Linked DNA regions of Homo sapiens: region 1 is linked to region 2. A link is an interaction called in ENCODE POLR2A ChIA-PET data of the cell type or tissue named here. Cell type or tissue: B cell. All regions are shown on one strand. Each heading gives the region's core, and the rest is flanking DNA. Links, peaks and the distances in the headings are about the cores only. Region 1 has its middle 6.4 kb from the start of LINC01841. Region 2 has its middle 9.2 kb from the start of RLN3.

The links. ChIA-PET counts read pairs that join two places held together with the same protein. Peaks named below come from ENCODE experiments on the same cell type or tissue, not always from the same donor. Only the 100,000 strongest peaks of a DNase experiment are listed, where the experiment ranks them.
Region 1: POLR2A ChIA-PET joins it to region 2 with 13 read pairs; 1 of 35 experiments calls an interaction of 5 or more read pairs at or near these places.

The regions. Positions count from the first base shown.
Region 1 is chr19:14,368,922-14,371,839 of GRCh38, forward strand. No RefSeq gene overlaps it. Among named protein-coding and RNA genes, the nearest start is that of LINC01841, 6.4 kb to the left of the region's middle. RefSeq lists an enhancer at 1,872-1,941. In B cell, for the core only: no CTCF peak of the experiment used is centred there; DNase peaks (open chromatin) are centred at 970, 1,670 and 2,580; H3K4me3 peaks cover 1,639 bases; H3K27ac peaks cover 2,500 bases.
Region 2 is chr19:14,017,537-14,020,454 of GRCh38, forward strand. No RefSeq gene overlaps it. Among named protein-coding and RNA genes, the nearest start is that of RLN3, 9.2 kb to the right of the region's middle. In B cell, for the core only: no CTCF peak of the experiment used is centred there; DNase peaks (open chromatin) are centred at 1,322 and 1,785; H3K4me3 peaks cover 328 bases.

The sequences.
Region 1 (2,918 bases), core at 132-2,631, 350 kb after region 2:
TTTTCCACAGTGGCTGCACCATTTTACATTGTCACCAGCAGCCCACAATGGTTTCAATTTATGGGGTTTTGTTTTGTTTTGCTTTTTTTTTTTTTTTTTTTTGGACAGGGTCTCACTCTGTTGCCCAGGCTGGAGTGCAATGGTGCAATCATAGCTCACTGCAGCCTTGACCTCCTGGGATCAAGCGATCCTCTTGCCTCGGCCTCCCAAGTAGTTGGGACTACAGGTGCATGCCACCATGCTCAGCTAATTTTTAAATATTTTTAGAAATGAAGTCTTCCTTTGTTGCCCAGGCTGGTCTTGAACTCCTGGCCCAACTGATCCTCTCTCCTTGGCCTCCCAAAGCATTGGGATAACAGTTGTGAGCTACCACTTCTAACCTATTTTCTGTTTTTTTGATAGTAGCCATCCTAATGGGTGTTAGGTAGTATCTCACTGTGGTTTTTATTTGTTTATTCATTTATTTATAGAGATGGAGTCTTGCTATGTTGCCCAGGCTGGTCTCAAACTCCTGGCCTCAAGTGATCCTCCCACCTCGGCCTCCCAAAGTGCTGGAATTACAGGCGTGAGCCACCGCACCTGGCCTGTGGTTTTGATTTGCATTTCCCTAATGATTGGTGACTTTGAGTATCTTTTCATAGGCCTATTGGACATTTGTCTGGCCTGGAATTTTAACAACTCTGTTTCAAAGGAAGCACAGAGTGTGGGTGTCAATCTCCTTGCCAATGTCAGGGCCGCCTGACCTCGTGGATAGCAGGCAGCCCAGAGCTGGCTCCTCGGGCCGGACAGAAGCTGGGCATGAGAGGCTGTCGTGGGAGTGACAATTCCACTAGGGGAATGCCAGATTGCCACTGAACTTTGTCACTAAGACCCACACCAAAGGCCCCAGAAAGCCCCAGTGACACTTTTGCCCCTAGATAGGAGGGTACCGACAGGAAATGCTGTCAGAAAAATGCCTCCTTGTACACTCAAAAATGGCTTTTGCCGTCTGCCCAGAGGGGCCCCTCTCCCCCTGACTCACCGTAGCAGCGCGTGGAGGACAATTTTGGCTGTGACAACGTCACGCCCGCTGCGGGGAGTTGATCTGCAAGCCACAAACGTCATTCATTCCTCTCCACCTCCAGGATTTGGAACATCTCCCCGGACCACAGATTTTTCCTTCAATCAACTTGCTTTTCCTTTAAAAAAAAAAAAAAAACTTAAATGAATTTATTTGGGAAGGAACTTTTATGCCACCACCACAAAAGGAAACAAAAGGAAACCAGGGCCATTTCCATAAGTAGAAAGCAACAGCAAAAGGACCTATATTTGTAGGGGTGGGGGTGAAATTAAACTTGCTTCCTGCTGTCGCCTGGTTGAAGCCTCAAGAGCCGGGACTAGGGTAGGGAGAGGGAGGTGCCCAGGCGTAGAATATAATGAGTCGCTCACTCGCAGGACCCTGGGATCCACAGCCTCACCCTCCAGTGAAGCTCTGGATCAAAGAGACTGCTCTTTTTGTTTAAAAAAAAAAATTGAAAGGAGACAAAAAGGGAAAGAAATAGGCCAGGCGCAGTGGCTCACGCCTGTAATCCCAACAGTTTGGGAGGCAGAGGCGGGAGGATCGCTAGAGCTCAGGAGTCCAAGACCAGCCTGGGCAACATAATGAGACCCCTGTCTCATTATAAAAAAGTAAAGAAAAAAAATGGGGAAGGAAATTAAAAACCGAAAGCGACGACTGAAGTGTTTAGAGGTGTCAGAGATATAGCTGTGAAAAACTCAGACTTCTTTTTTTTTTTTTTTTTTTTTTTGAGACAGAGTTTCGCTCTGTCGCCCAAGCTGGAGAGCAGTGGCGTCATCTCGGCTCACTGCAACCTCTCTGCCTCCCAGGTTCAAGCAATTCTCCTGCCTCAGCCTCCTGAGTAGCTGGGATTACAGGCATGCGCCACCATGCCCGGCTAATTTTTGCACTTTTAGTAGAGGCAGGATTTCACCATGTTGGCCAGACTGGTCTCAAACGCCTGACCTCAAGTAATCCACCTACCTCAGCCTTCCAAAGTGCTAGGATTACAAGCATAAGCCACCATGCCTGGTCTATTTTATTTATGTATTTATTTTATTTTATTTTTTTGAGACAGAGTCTCACTCTGTCACCCTGGCTGCAGTGCAGTGGTGCGATTTCGGCTCACTGCCACCTCTGCCTCCTAGGCTCAAGTGATCCTCCCACCTCTGCCTCCCAAGTTGCTGAGACTACAGGTGCACACTACCATGCCCAGCTAATTTGTGGAGTTTTTGTAGAGATGAGGTCTCGATATGTAGCCCAGGCTGCTCTTGAACTGCTGGACTCAAGCAATCTTCCTGCCTCGGTCTCCCAAAGTGCTGGGAATACAGGCATGAGCCACTGCACCCGGCCTGTTTTTTTTTTTTGTTTTTGTTTTTTTTTTTTATGGAGGTGAGATTGACATGACATAAAATAGACCCTTTTAAAGTGCATGGTTCAGCGCCATTTAGTACATTCACTACGTTGAGCAACCATCACCTCTATCTAGTTCCAGAATGTTTTCAACACCGCAAAAGGAAACCCCGTCCTCATTACCACTCATTCCTCATTCCTCCTCCCCAGCCCCTGGCAACCACCAATCTGTTTTCTGGCTATGAATTTGCCTATTCTGGACATTTCATATAAATGGAATCGTGCACTATGTGACCTTCTGTGTCTGGCTTCTCTCACTCAGTATCATGTTTTCAAGGTTCATCCACCCTGTAGCATGGATCAGAGCCTCGTTCCTTTTTATGGTTGAATTAAAAATCGCTTTTTATGGTAATTGTGAACCGTGCTGCTATGAACATGGGTGTATAAGTATCTGTTTGAGGTCAGGCACAGTGGCTCATGCCTGGAATCCCAGCGCTTTGGGAGGCTGAGGTGGGCAGATCATTTGAGG
Region 2 (2,918 bases), core at 291-2,790:
CGAGGTCAGGAGATCGAGACCATCCCAGCCAACATGGTGAAACCCCGTCTCTACTAAAATACAAAAAATTAGCCAGGTGCGGTGGCATGTGCCTGTAATCCCAGCTACTCGGGAGGCTGAGGCAGGGGAATCCCTTGAACCTGGGAGGCGGAGGTTGCAGTGAGCTGAGGTCGCACCACTGCATTCCAGCCTGGCGACAGAGCGAGACTCTGTTTCAAAAAAAAAAAAAAAAAAAAAAAATTACCTGGGTGTAGTGGCGGGTGCCTGTAATCCCAGCTACTCAGGAGGCTGAGGAAGGAGAATCACTTTAACCCAGGAGGTGGAGGTTGCAGTGAGCCGAGATGGCGCCACTGCACTCCAGACTGTGCAATGGGAGGGAAACTCCACCTCAAGAAAAAAAAAAAAATTCACAGGGGTAGAAAGTAGTATGGTGGTTGCCAGGGGTAGAAGGAGGAAGGACGGAGAGAGTGTTTAATGGGGACAGAGTTTTGGTTGGGGAAGACAAAATGTTCTGGAGATGGATGATTGCACAATAATGTAAATATGGGTAATGCCACTGAATCGTACACTTAAAAATAGTTAAAACAGCCGGACACAGTGCTCACGCCTGTAATCCCAGCACTTTGGGAGCCCGAGGTGGGGAGATCCCCTGAGGTCAGGATTCAAGACCAGCCTGGCCAACATGGTGAAACCCCGTCTCTACTAAAAATACAAAACACATTAGCTGGATGTAGTGGCGCACGCCTGTAATTCCAGCTACTCGGGAGGCTGAGACAGGAGAATCGCTGGAACCTGGGAGGTGGAGACTGCAGCGAGTCAAGATGGCGGCATTGCACTCCAGCCTGCGCAACAAGAGCAAAACTCCATGCCAAAAGAAAAAAAAAATGTTAAAACGGTAAATTTTACATGTATTTTGCCACATTAACAAAAAATGTTTAGGCCAGGTGCAGCAGCTCATGCCTGGGCAAAATATTGAGGCCCTGTCTCTAAAAAAAAAAAGAAAAAAAAAAACAAGAAAAAGAAAAATATTGGCCAAGCATAGTAGTGAGCTGAGGTGGGAAGATGGCTTGATCCCAGGGGTTTGAGACTGCAGTGAGCTATGATCGTGCCACTGCACTCCAGTCTGAGTGACAGAGCCAGAGCCAGACAAAGCCAAAGAGGGAAAAAAATGGGTTTAACATACTGGCGGGGCACAATGGCTCACACCTATAATCCCAGCACTTTGGGAGGATGAGGCAGGCAGGTTGCTTGAACTCAGGAGTTTAAGACCAGCCTGGGCAACATGGTGAAACCCTGTTTCTGCAAAAAAAAAAAAAAAAAAAATTTAGCTGGGCGTGGTGACATGTGCCTGTGGTCTCAGCTACTCTGGGAGGCTGAGGCAGGAGGATCACTTGAGCCCAGGAGGTCAAGGCTACAGTGAGCTGGGATGGTGCTACTGCACTTCAGCCTGGGTGATAGAGTAAGACCCTGTCTCAAAAAATAAATAAATAAATAAATAAATAAAGCAAGCCTAGGAGTTTGAGACCTGCCTGGGGCACATACTGAGACCCTGTCTCTACAAAAAATTTAAAAATGAGCTGAGAGTGGTATGCATCTGTGGTCCCAGCTACTCAGGCGGCTAAGGTGGGAGGATAACTTGAGCCCGGGAGATCGAGGCTGCAGTGAGCCGTGATATTGCTGCTGACTCTAGCCTGGGCAACGGAGTGAGACCCTGTCTCATAAAGAAAAAAAAAACCTGTATTCATATTTGTTTTCATGTGTACAAAGTAATTCTGGAAAGATACTCAGGAAATTAAGAGCTGTGGTTATTCATGAGAGAAAGGGGAGGAACTGAAACTTGGAAGGCAGATGCTGCTTCATAAACCTTATATGCTTTGCTTTTTGAAGCATGTAAATGTATTAACTATTCGAAGATAAATTAAATAGTTTGGAGAAGCTGAGGGCAGTGATACAGACCTCTAATCCCAGCTATTTGGGAGGCTGAGGTGGGACGATCACTTTAGGAAAGGGAACTAAGACCAGCCTGGCAACACAGCGAGACTCCAGTCTCTTAAAAAAAAAAAAAAAAAAAAAAAAAATATATATATATATATATATATATATATATATATATATATATATATATATATATTTATTGTATTGCTGGGCACAGTGGCTCATGTCTGTAACCTCAGCACTTTGGGAGGCTGAGGCAGGTGGATCACTTGAGGCCAAGAGTTTGAGACTACCCTGGCCAACATGGTGAAACACCATCTCTAATAAAAATACAAAAATTAGCCGGGAGTGGTGGCGGGTGCCTGTAGTTTCAGCTACTCGGGAGGCTGAGACAGGAGAATCACTTGAACCCAGGAGGTGGACATTGCAGTGCACTGAGATGGTGCCACTGCACTCCAGCCTGGATGACAGAGCAAGACTCCATCTCAATATATATATAATATATATTTATATATAATATGTTAATATATTGTATACATACATATATGTATACAACATATTAATTTATATTAAGGTAATATATTATATTAATTAATTATATTATACTAATTAAATTATATTAATATAAGATGTATTAATTTACATATATTTCTGTATACAATATATTAATATATTATAAAAATGTTACATTATGTCCTAGGCTATATTTATATGTGCTATATTTATATTATATAAATAATATATCATAAAAATATGTTACATTATGCTATGTATTTATTTTATATAGCATAATGTAACATATAATATATAATGTATATATTACATATTATATATTATATATTTTTTGTATACTTTTTTAACATGTCCCCAGAGATAGGAAATATAAATCTATATTATACATTATATAACATATTTATATTACATATTATATATTATATATCATAATACATTATAATATATTAATTATAATATAATATATTAAT